2 separate regions of the Homo sapiens genome follow, and region 2 is linked to region 1. Evidence: read pairs that join two places in POLR2A ChIA-PET (ENCODE). Cell type or tissue: A673. All regions are shown on one strand. Each heading gives the region's core, and the rest is flanking DNA. Links, peaks and the distances in the headings are about the cores only.

Evidence for each region. Peaks named below come from ENCODE experiments on the same cell type or tissue, not always from the same donor. Only the 100,000 strongest peaks of a DNase experiment are listed, where the experiment ranks them.
Region 2: POLR2A ChIA-PET joins it to region 1 with 18 read pairs; 2 of 35 experiments call an interaction of 5 or more read pairs at or near these places.

What each region holds. Positions count from the first base shown.
Region 1 is chr14:95,258,625-95,263,999 of GRCh38, reverse strand. All of the region lies in intron 1 of CLMN (calmin), which reads left to right. Among named protein-coding and RNA genes, the nearest start is that of CLMN, 59 kb to the left of the region's middle. RefSeq lists enhancers at 2,083-2,709, 3,911-4,581, 4,531-4,600, 4,582-5,253. In A673, for the core only: no CTCF peak of the experiment used is centred there; DNase peaks (open chromatin) are centred at 2,919 and 4,499; H3K4me3 peaks cover 1,200 bases; H3K27ac peaks cover 4,280 bases.
Region 2 is chr14:95,768,295-95,773,670 of GRCh38, reverse strand. It overlaps LOC105370644 (a long non-coding RNA gene), which reads left to right. Exons shown (of 3, transcript XR_944178.2): 3 at 1,819-2,100. Among named protein-coding and RNA genes, the nearest start is that of TCL1A, 57 kb to the right of the region's middle. RefSeq lists a silencer at 2,571-2,754. In A673, for the core only: no CTCF peak of the experiment used is centred there; a DNase peak (open chromatin) is centred at 2,690.

The sequences.
Region 1 (5,375 bases), core at 1-5,000:
TGCAAAGTAATAAGGTAGGTGTGTTGAATACCAAGTTGGGAATGGTGGTCATGAATCCGGACTCAGAGGGTCTGAGGTCATGATGATACTAGTGACAATGACCATAACCGACACTCACTGGGCATTTGCTGTGCCAGTCACTTGTGTGAGTTCTTCACAGGCACTAACTCATTTAATCCTCACAACAACCCCCCAAGGTGGGCACTGCCATTATCCCCATTTTCCAGAAAATTGAGGCACAACTTACAAAATGTATCCGAGGTTTCCTTTCTTCTCCCAGCCACCCCCACCTCATCTCTTTGGCTGCTCTAGGCTCTGCAAAGCCTGTCTCATGCCCTTCCAGCTGGAACATCCAGTTATGCTACCTGTGAATTCATATTCCAAGTAACGTTTAGGGCTCCATTGCCAAACTCCTGCATTGAGGTGAAGTGGGCAGATGCCTCCCGCTCCTTTTCCTGGGTCACACCGGAACCCTTTTGCTAGGTGGATGTGGCTACTTCATTCCCTCATCAGTGTCTGGATCTTTCAGGCTTGTAGGTGCCAGACCCCAGTGGGTAATAGGGTTTGGCTGTGTCCCCACCCAGATCTCATCTTGAATTGTAGTTCCCATAATCCCCACGTGCCATGGGACCAACCTGGCGGGAGGTAATTGAATCATGGGAGCAGTTACCCCCATGCTGTTCTCCTGATAGTGAGAGAGTTATCATGAGATCTGATGGTTTTATAAGGGGTCTTTTCCCCTTTGTTTGGCACTTCTCCTTGCTGCTGCCACGTGAAGAGGACGTATTTGCTTCTCCTTCACCTTCCACCATGATTGTAAGTTTCCTGAGGCCTCCTCCGCCATACTGAACTGTGAGTCAATTAAACTTATTTCCTTTATAAATTAGCCAGTCTCGGGTATGTCTTTATTAGCAGCATGAGAACAGACTAATACAGGGAGCCACATATGCGCTGGGCAGTTGGTTTGGGTGGCACAGGCTGAGCCTGGGAGCCACTGTCACTGCAGGGTGGTTAAGAGCTGTGCTCTGAGACCATGGCCTAGTTTTGCTCCTACCTCCCAGAAGAACAAGCTGCGTGGCCTTGGACACATGACTTGACTCTCTGAGGCCAACTTTCTCATCCAGAAAATGGGGAGGCTGGGCACAGTAGCTCATGCCTGAAACCCCAGTACTTTGGAGGTCAAGGCAGGAGGATTGCTTGAATCCAGGAGTTTGAGACCAGACTGGGCAACATAGGGAGACCCTGTTTCTAGAAAAAATACAAAAATTAGCCGGGCATGGTGGCACATACCTGTAGTCCCAGCTACTCGGAAGGCTGAGGTGGAAGGATCACTTGAGCCTGGAGAGGATGAGGCTGCAGTGAGCCATGATCACACCACTATACTCCAGCCTGGACAATAGAGTAAGATCCTGTCTCAAAAATAAATAAATAAATGAAATGGGAAAAAGAGTAGGCCCTACCTTGAACTTACCAAGATTGGATACGATACTGTCTCTAAAGCCCTAAGCACAGTGCCTGCCTGACACATAACAAGTGCTGCAGAAGTGGTAGCTATTTTTATTAGGCATTTCATAAATGTCACGTGGATATCTTTTGGTTGACTCTTTGCTTGTTCTAGATTATTTTTCAGGTCGCTGCTTGCTGAGTTGTCCTCTGGTCACTGGGAATGTATTTATTTTGTTGTTCTTCTGTTGAACAGAACAGCTGGCAGAGTGGTTTTCAGTAGCCAGGCCAAAAACTCAGTGAACCCCAGCGCAGGTACAGGGCTCTGAGAAAACATCAGCTCAGTGAGAGTCCCCTGGAGCCCAGCTCTGAGAATAGCTTTAATGCTTTTGAACAGGTGATGACATCGGGTTGCTGGCTGTCCAAACGATGTGGGGAGACACGTGGAGAGTTCAGATTGATTTGCCAGGATGTTTGGGAGCATTTGGGAATACAGGCGTGGACGCTGGCCCAGCCCCAGCGCCTGTCAGCCAGGCACAGCCAGGCCTTTGATGCGGGCCCTCCTGAGCCCAGAGCCAAGCTGCCGCTTGGAGGAAAAATTTCCAGGACAGGCATCTGGGGGACAAAGCTGCTCGCAGGTTGTCAGGACTCATTCCCTCTGAGTGAGGCTGATGGATACTCATAGAGGCCAGGGACGCAGAAGCCAGTGATGACTTCCAGGTTCTTGCTGCAGGGGGGCATGGGCTGTGGGGATCCCCATGTCATCTGGGGCATAACTGCCCAATGGGCAGATGAGAGGAGCGGGTGGACCTGTGGGCATCTTGGGAAGGCCAGGCTTGGAAGAGCCATCCTTCCCGACAGCAGTTGTGTGGTCTCCAGGTCGCAATGCAGAGGCACAGGTCCTCTAAAACTGGTGACTCTCACTGCTGAGAGTGACTGCTCATTCCATTCCATTCCCTGATAAGTGTATTTTCTCTGCAGGGAATATTGCAGCCTTTCTGCACTTCAGCACTATACCTGAGGGCCGTTTTAGATAGCAAGATGCCCAGGAGAAACTACAAAAATGCAAAAACCATGGCAGTAACATGACATTTGTAGCTACAAATCCATTTTAGAGAGTAGACCAGTTTACAAAGACAGAATCCGGGAATTCACCCACTCTCTGAAATGTATTTGTGTCTCCACAATCAGTGCTCGTCTTTCACGGAGGTGCGCAAAGCGGCATAAAGTCTGAGCAGCCAGACGCGCACGTTCCCAGCGGAGGTGAAACGAGGCAATGGGCCTCGGCCTTCTGCTTCAGCTCTCAAACTATAAATAAGTGTCCTTTCCACAGCTTACTTAGTGCCACTTTTTTTTTTTTTTTTGCATTTGTGTGCTTTCTCTCGGTGATCTTGCCGTTTAAAACAGCCCCCAGTCAGAGTCCGGAAGTGCAGAAAGGCTCTGACGTTCCTTGCGGAGAAAATACATGTGTTCAGTAAGCTTCGTTCAGGGATGAGTTACAGCGCTGTTGGCCATGAGTTCAGTGTTAGTGAGTCATCAATGCATATTCAATAAAGTCTCCTTAGACAGAAACACACATGAAACAAGAGTCAAGGGTATGTATTGGTTGGTTGGAAAAAATTTGTAACCAGAGGTTTGCAGGAACCTAATACTGTATTTCCACAAAAACAATGATTCAGTATTCACAAGTCAGGGTTGACCACAACTTCATAGAATATCATACTGTGAATGATGAGAATCAACTGTATTTCATTTGGACAATGGAGATAAACTGGGTTGTGTAGTCACTCAATACCTGAGTCAAAGACACTTCCACCAGGAAGCCTCCCATGGTCACACCAGCCTCCAAGGATCGTTTCCCACCCACACCAACTCACCCCACAATATGTATTGTGTTTACCATTGATTTCACATTTGACATGGACTGTAAGATATTAGTCACACTTCCCACAAGCCTTCTGTTATTGTGTGTCAAAATCACAAGCTCCCTGAAGACTAAGGATGTGTCTAAGATAACGTCTCCACTCATAGCAGGCAATATTGTAAGTGCTTGATTCTTTCAACAAACATTTTATTCAGTAATTTGTTTGTTGGATCCATTCTTTTTTTTTTTTTTAGACAGAGTCTGGCTCTGTTGCCCAGGCTGGAGTGCAGTGGCGCCATCTCGGCTCACTGAAAGCTCCGCTTTCTGGGTTCACACCATTCTCCTGCCTCAGCCTCCCGAGTAGCTGCGACTACAGGCGCCCGCCACCTCGCCCAGCTAATTTTTTTGTATTTTTAGTAGAGATGGGGTTTCACCGTGTTAGCCAGGATGGTCTCGATCTCCTGACCTCGTGATCTGCCTGCCTCGGCCTCCCAAAGTGCTGGGATTACAGGCGTGAGCCACTGCGCCTGGCTTTTTGATCCATTCTTCTAGTGAACCAATATGCAGGACAGAATGAATGAATGAATGATATGCTTACTGAACACCTGCCATGTGCCAGATGCCCACAGGAGGATGCAGAGTCGTGGGTGCTGCAATAGCAGGGAGTGGAAAGGAAGTGCCACCCCTATCTTAGGGAGGGCAGCCAGAGGAATTTGACGAGCAGGTGGAGAAGTGCAGGGAGAGAGTGCCAGACAGCAGGAACAGCGTGTGCAAAGGCCTGGAGCCCCAGGCAAGCAGGCATATTCAGGAGCCACCAAGCGCAAGGGAATAGCCGTCCAGGTGGGTGTGGGGAGAGGAAACGCAGGTGCAGCTGGCCATGCATTTTAATGCTGAAGAGTCCTGAGTGAAGAAGAACCTTTGAGGGGTTATGCATGCCATGGTTTTGAGTTTGCATGTCATTACTTTTGTGCTCAGTGAACTCAACAGCAGATGCCCATAGTTCAGAACAGGTATCTGCCCTGTGCTGGTCCCACCTGGGGGTGGGGGTGGGCCCTGTGCAAGTGATCTCCTCTCCTAGCCCCCAACCAGGCACAAAAACAGGATTCCCAAACAGATCAAGATCTCGTTTCCCTGGCCTGCTCCCAGCAGCTCTGTGGGAACTACAGCCTGTCTCGTTTCCTCCCAGATGTTTCTTGAAACTCCAGGAGGGGCCCAGGAAGAGGTGGGTGGGGGTTTCCTCCGTGTCCTCATAAAGTGCACATTCTGGTAACCCGGAGGTTTGTCCACGCACATTTCCTTCTCCGTTCTGGTGCCCAAGGTCAGGCCTGGTGAGTGGGGAGCCAGTGGACGGCCAGGGTCCAGCCTGCTGTCAGCTCTGTCGCATCTCCCAACCAAACATATGTGTTTACCCCTCCATTCCCACTGACATTGGGGAAGAGCAGTGGTTGTCTATACCTCTGACACTAGGAGGCCGGCCCACTGCTTTCCTAGCCCTGCTGGCCGGCACAGCTCTCCGCTCCAGCCTGCCATGCAGCACCAACTCCCTGAGTGCACACCCCACTTCACACACACAGATGCACATAGCACACCACAGCACACATAAACACACAACACATATCACACATACATACAAACACATTCTCCACACACCACACCACACAAACACACACAACACATATCACACATACATACAAACACACTCTCCACGCACACACACCACACACCATACACACAAACACATACTCCATTCACTCACAAACCACACATATACACATATCCTCCACATACACACACACCCTCCACACACACACCACAGATACATACACATACCACACACACACCACAGATACATACACATACCACACACAAACACACCTTCCACATACAACCACACCACACATACACACCCTCCACACACACACCACAGATACATACACATACCACACACACACCACAGATACATACACATACCACACACAAACACACCCTCCACACACAACCACACACCACACATATACACATATCTCCACATACACACACCCTCCACACACACACCACACACCACACA
Region 2 (5,376 bases), core at 72-5,071, 510 kb before region 1:
TCCAGATGGCAAAAGAGAACTTTTGAAGGATTTTAAGCAGGGAGCTGACAGGGCCAGTGTTGTATTTTGAAAGATCACTCTGTTGACCAAGCAGGCAATTGGGATGGAAGGTGGCTGGTGGGAGGAGGCCTCTCTGAGCTCAGTTTTCTCACCTGAGATGTCTGAGAGTGGAAGAAGATGGCCTAGAAACTTCCTTTGGGTTCAATGTTCTGTTTTTTCCACACACAGATATAGACACTTTAGTCCTTCAGCGTGAACAGAGGTTATCAGAAACACATCACAACTGGGGGTTGAGGGGGAAAGGTTTCCAGCAAGCTGGGGTCTAAAAATACCATGATCTAACTGGGTCTGTCTGTCACCCACTACTTCAGTGGGTCTGATGCGGTGTCAAGAAGCTGTTGTCTGTATCTGTCTGCAGCCCTAGTTAAGAAAAGCCTGCAGGAAGCAATTAAGAAGGGAAGATGCCACTCACCTTGGACGGGTGTCCCGCTGAGGCACTCTGCAGTTAACAAAGTGTCTAACAAAGTGTCCAAAGGCAGAACTCGAAGTCAGACACTTTCCTGGAGTTGTCCCTGACCTTCAGAAAATGGGACCACTGTGGCCTTTGTGGAACCTACGTTCTCCTGGTAATGCCAAGGAAAGAACCCAGAAAGAAATGCTCTCTATTCCTCATCCCAGGAGCCCCATGCCCAGGAGGGTTCCGTTTTGCTCATGAGGCAAGAGCAGAGGAGACAGGGAGATTTATGAGAAAGGGACACAGTCCTTCACAGGCAAGTTCACCAGATACAGATGGCAGAAAAAGTGTTCCTGGAAGAGGAAACAGCTTAGATAATGATCTCGAGTCAGGAATCGTACTAACCTAATGCGATTGTGTTGGGACAGGTCTTGAGCGTTGCTTTTTCAGTAATTGGAGACATCTCTAATGTCAAAGGGGACAGCCTGGGAGACTGCTCAGGTCTCGATGTTATATTGACAAGACTGGCAGGACTGGTATCAATGAGGGATTTCCTAGTCCTTGCAATACTGTAAACATTCACCTATAAAACCCCCTGGGTGGCCGGGTGCGGTGGCTCACGCCTGTAATCCCAGCACTTTGGGAGGCCGAGGCAGGCGGATCATGAGGTCAGGAAATCGAGACCATCCTGGCTAACATGGTGAAACCCTGCCTCTATTAAAAATACAAAAAAAAAAAAATTAGCCGGGCGTGGTGGCGGGCGCCTGCAGTCCCAGCTACTCGAGAGACTGAGGCAGGAGAATGGCATGAACCCGGGAGGCAGAGCTTGCAGTGAGCCAAGATAGCGCCACTGCACTCCAGCCTGGGCGACAGAGCGAGAATCCGTCTCAAAAAAAAAAAAACCCTGGGCCTGCCAGTGGTTATTTGTATGTGCACATTGATTTTAAAAACTTATAAGGGTATATGCAGTTTGAAACTATGTACGTGCATTTAAAAATACGTAAGACAGTGCTGTAAATTGTTTAGGTATTTATCCTTAAACCATGAAAGTCTGGGCAGGAAGACTGTATGCCAACTTCGATACAGAGGCAACCTCTGGGGAGACGGAGGCAAAGGTTTTATAACATCTGCAACGTTTTTCGACAAAGAGAATATGCTATTAAATTACTTTTCTATGTGTGTTTTAAGTGTTTCATAATTGGGGATTAACATATGAAAATGGAAATCACTGACAGCAATAATAAAACTAGAGCTCTTTTCTGGAATCCATTCATTCGGGTGCTGGTTCATCAGGGCTCTGCCTTCTGCAAGCCCCACTCTCCAGTCTGCCTCTCCCCAACCCAGACCTGCTCTCTTTCACCCAGACCAGGTGGCACCTTAGAATCGAGTTGCTTTCTCCAGACGCCTGACCCATCACAGCCGTAGGCCTTCCTGAGTCTGATCGGTGCTACAGAGATGGGATTTGAGGCCTGCATTGCCACTGGGTTCACTCTGCCACCTCCTACACCATCCTGGCCCAGACCCTAATGTGGCCTTCTATCTGATTGCTGTTCCAGAAGTGGAGGAGGAGAAGCTGCCCCTCCCTGGTGTAGGATCACCTACTCACCGCGGGCTCAGGTCAGTTCTCCATGCCTCTCAGCCCTGCCTGCTTGGTCACCATCCCCAGTGGAAACCCCTCCAGGCACCCAGTTTTTTCTACCACCTCATGTTGCTCCCTGACCCAAATTTCCTCTGCTCTCCTACCTGCCCCCTTCCCCACTGTGCATTCCAGAATCCCAGCTGTAGAGCAGGAATGCCCTCTGCTCTCATGCTGCTAATAAAGACATATCTGAAACTGGGTAATTTATAAAGAAAAAGAGGTTTAATGGACTCACAGTTCCACGTGGCTGGGGAAGACTCACAATCCTGGTGGAAGATGAAAGGCACAGCTTACAAGGTGGCAGACAAGAGAGAGTGAGAGCCAAACAAAAGTGGAAACCCCTTATAAACCCATCAGATCTCATGAGCCTTATTCACTACCACGAGAACAGTATGGGGGAAACTGGCCCCATGATTCAATGATCTCCCACCAGGTCCCTCCCACAACACGTGGGAATTGTGGGAGCTACAATTCAAGATGAGATTTGGGTGGGGACACAGCCAAACCATATCACCTCTCTATCCTGAACCTCTCATTCAGCTCTCTTCATCCTCCCTGCTGAGGCTTGGCTGTCTTCCAAGGGTGCCACTTCCTGACAGGCTTCTTCTCACATGAGGGACAGACACAGGCTGAAATTCTTCTTAATCCCCACTGCTCCTCCTAGACCATTATTTCTTCAGCTTCACATACAAAGCCCGTTCTTTCAGGATCACATCCTCAGGCCAGATAGTCCTATGCTGTTCCTTCCTGCCGTTGTCTCCAAAACCCCAGACATTCTTCTTTATTTACAGAGCACTCTGGCACCTGAACGCTGCACTATGAATGCCTTTGAGTATTACAGGCTGCAAACCTGCCACTGGCTGAATCAGCCCTGCACACATTATTTATTTGTTTTTAAATAGGAATGTGTATTAGCCAGCTCAGGCTGCCATAACAAAATAGTCCAGATTGAGTGGCTTAAGCAAGAGATTTATTTTCTCATAGTCCTGGAGGATGTAAGTCTGAGGCCAGGGTGACAGTAGGATTGGTTTCTGCTGAGGGTGCTCTCTCTAGTTTGCAGATGGCCATCTTCTTGCTGTGTCCTCACATGGCCTTTTCTCTGTGTGCATGCAGGGGACGCAGGAATAGGAGAGGGAGAGGGAGAGGGAGAGGGAGGGGGAGGGAGAGAGAGAGAGAGAGAGAGAGAGAGAGAGAGAGAGAGAGAGAGAGAGACAGGGAAAATAAATGAGCTCTGTCTCTTCTTATAAAGATACTAATCCTATTAGATTAGGGCCCCCAACCCATGACCTTGTTTAACCTTAATTACTTCCTTAGAGGATCTATTTCCAAATAGAGACACACTGGGGGCCAGGGCTTTGCCCTGTGAATTCTGGGGGGATGCAAGCTGATATGGTTTGGCTCTGCATCCACACCCAAATCTCATCTCGAATTGTAATCCCCACACTCCCCACGTGTCGAGGGAGGGACCTGGTGGGAGGTGACTGGATCATGGGGGCAGTTTCTCCATGCTATTCTCGTGATAGTGAGTGAGTTCTCATGAGATCTGATGGTTTTATTAGAGGCTCTTCCCCCTTCACTCCCTCTCTCTTTCCTGCTGCCTTGTGAAGGAGATACTTGCTTCTCCTTCACCTGCCTCTGTGATTGTAAGTTTCTGGAGGCCTCCCCAATCATGCAGAACTGAGTCAATTAAACCTCCTTTCTTTATAAATTACCCAGTCTCAGAGAAGTTTTTTATTGCAGTATAAAAACAGACTAATACACAAGCATTCATTCCATAAAATAAGGTGGATGTTGTTGGGAGCAAGCTCCCCAAAGTCTGGCCATAAACTGGCCCCAAAACTGGCCATAAATAAAATCTCTGCAGCAATGCAACATGTCCATAATGGCCATAACGCTCAGGCTGGAAGGTTGTGGGTTTACGGGAATGAGGGCAAGGAACATCTGGCCCACCCAGGGTGGAAAACCGCTGAAAGGCATTCTTAAGCCACAAACAAAAGCCTGAGTGATCTGTGTCTTAAGGACATGCTCCTGCTGCAATTAATTCGGCCCATCCCTTCGTTTCCCTTAAGGGATACTTTTAGTTAATTTAATATCTATAGACACAATGCTAATGACTGGTTTGCTGTTAATAAATATGTGGGGAAATCTCTGTTCGGGGCTCTCAGCTCTGAAGGCTGTGAGACCCCTGATTTCCCACATCACACCTCTATACTTCTGTGTGTGTGTCTTTAATTCCTCTAGCGCCGCTGCGTTAGGGTCTCTCCCTAATGCGGACTGAGCTGGTCTCGGCAAGATGTCTTTGAGCATGCATGCCCTCTTGTTCACTACCATCCCTACCATTCCCTATTTCTTTCTCCCTTCCTACCACAGTCTCTTGCATGTCTACCATGCTGAATGATCTTCACTCTCCTCTAGCTCAGCAGCCAAGTTCAGCTGCATCCTGAGCCATGTTGTCACCCAGGACCTTTGCATCCCTGAAGCCAGTCCACAACCTTCTGGTTACTGTTTCCTAACTTTCTATCCTGCTGAACTGCGTCCATTGGATCAGGTACAAAACCAGACTTCTACATCTTGGGACAGTTTTTGAACCAAGACCCTTGATGTGGCTGTGTTCCCCAGAGGCTCTGCCACACGTGAGGAAGACAATGAATCCAGCTCACACCCCATAAGAGAGCACAGAAAGAACTGGAGTTAGAAAATGGATGCAGTCAGGGGCAAGTAACTTAGCTTTCTGGGCCTCAATGTCCCCATCTGTAAATGTGAGAATACCAATTCCTTCTTCCTAAGCTTTTTGTGTAAATTAAACTTCATGTCCATGGATACGCTTTGTAAACCGCAATCATGGAGCACAGGGAGTCAGGTGTCACCTGAGAAGCACATGTTCCTCTAATTGATACTGGAGACACCATCTCCTTCTATGGACATATTAGTCAGGGTTCTCCAGAGAAACAGAACAGGACATATATGTGTGTAAATATTATGAGGAATCAGTTCACATGCGTCCAGAGGCTGAGAAGTCCCAAGATCTACAGTTGGTAAGCTGGAGAATCAAGAGAACTGATGGTGTCATTCCAGGCTGAAGACAGGCAGGTGCAAAACCCAGGAAGAGCTGAGTTTCAGTTCAAGTCAGAAAGGCAAAAAAGACCAGGGTCCCAGTCCAAGCACTCAGGCAGGAGGAGTTTCCTCCTAATCAGACTTTTTTATCTCTTCAGGTCATCAGTTGATTGGATGAGGACCCCCTATCTGCTTTACTAAGTCTACTGATTCAAATGTTATCCAGAAA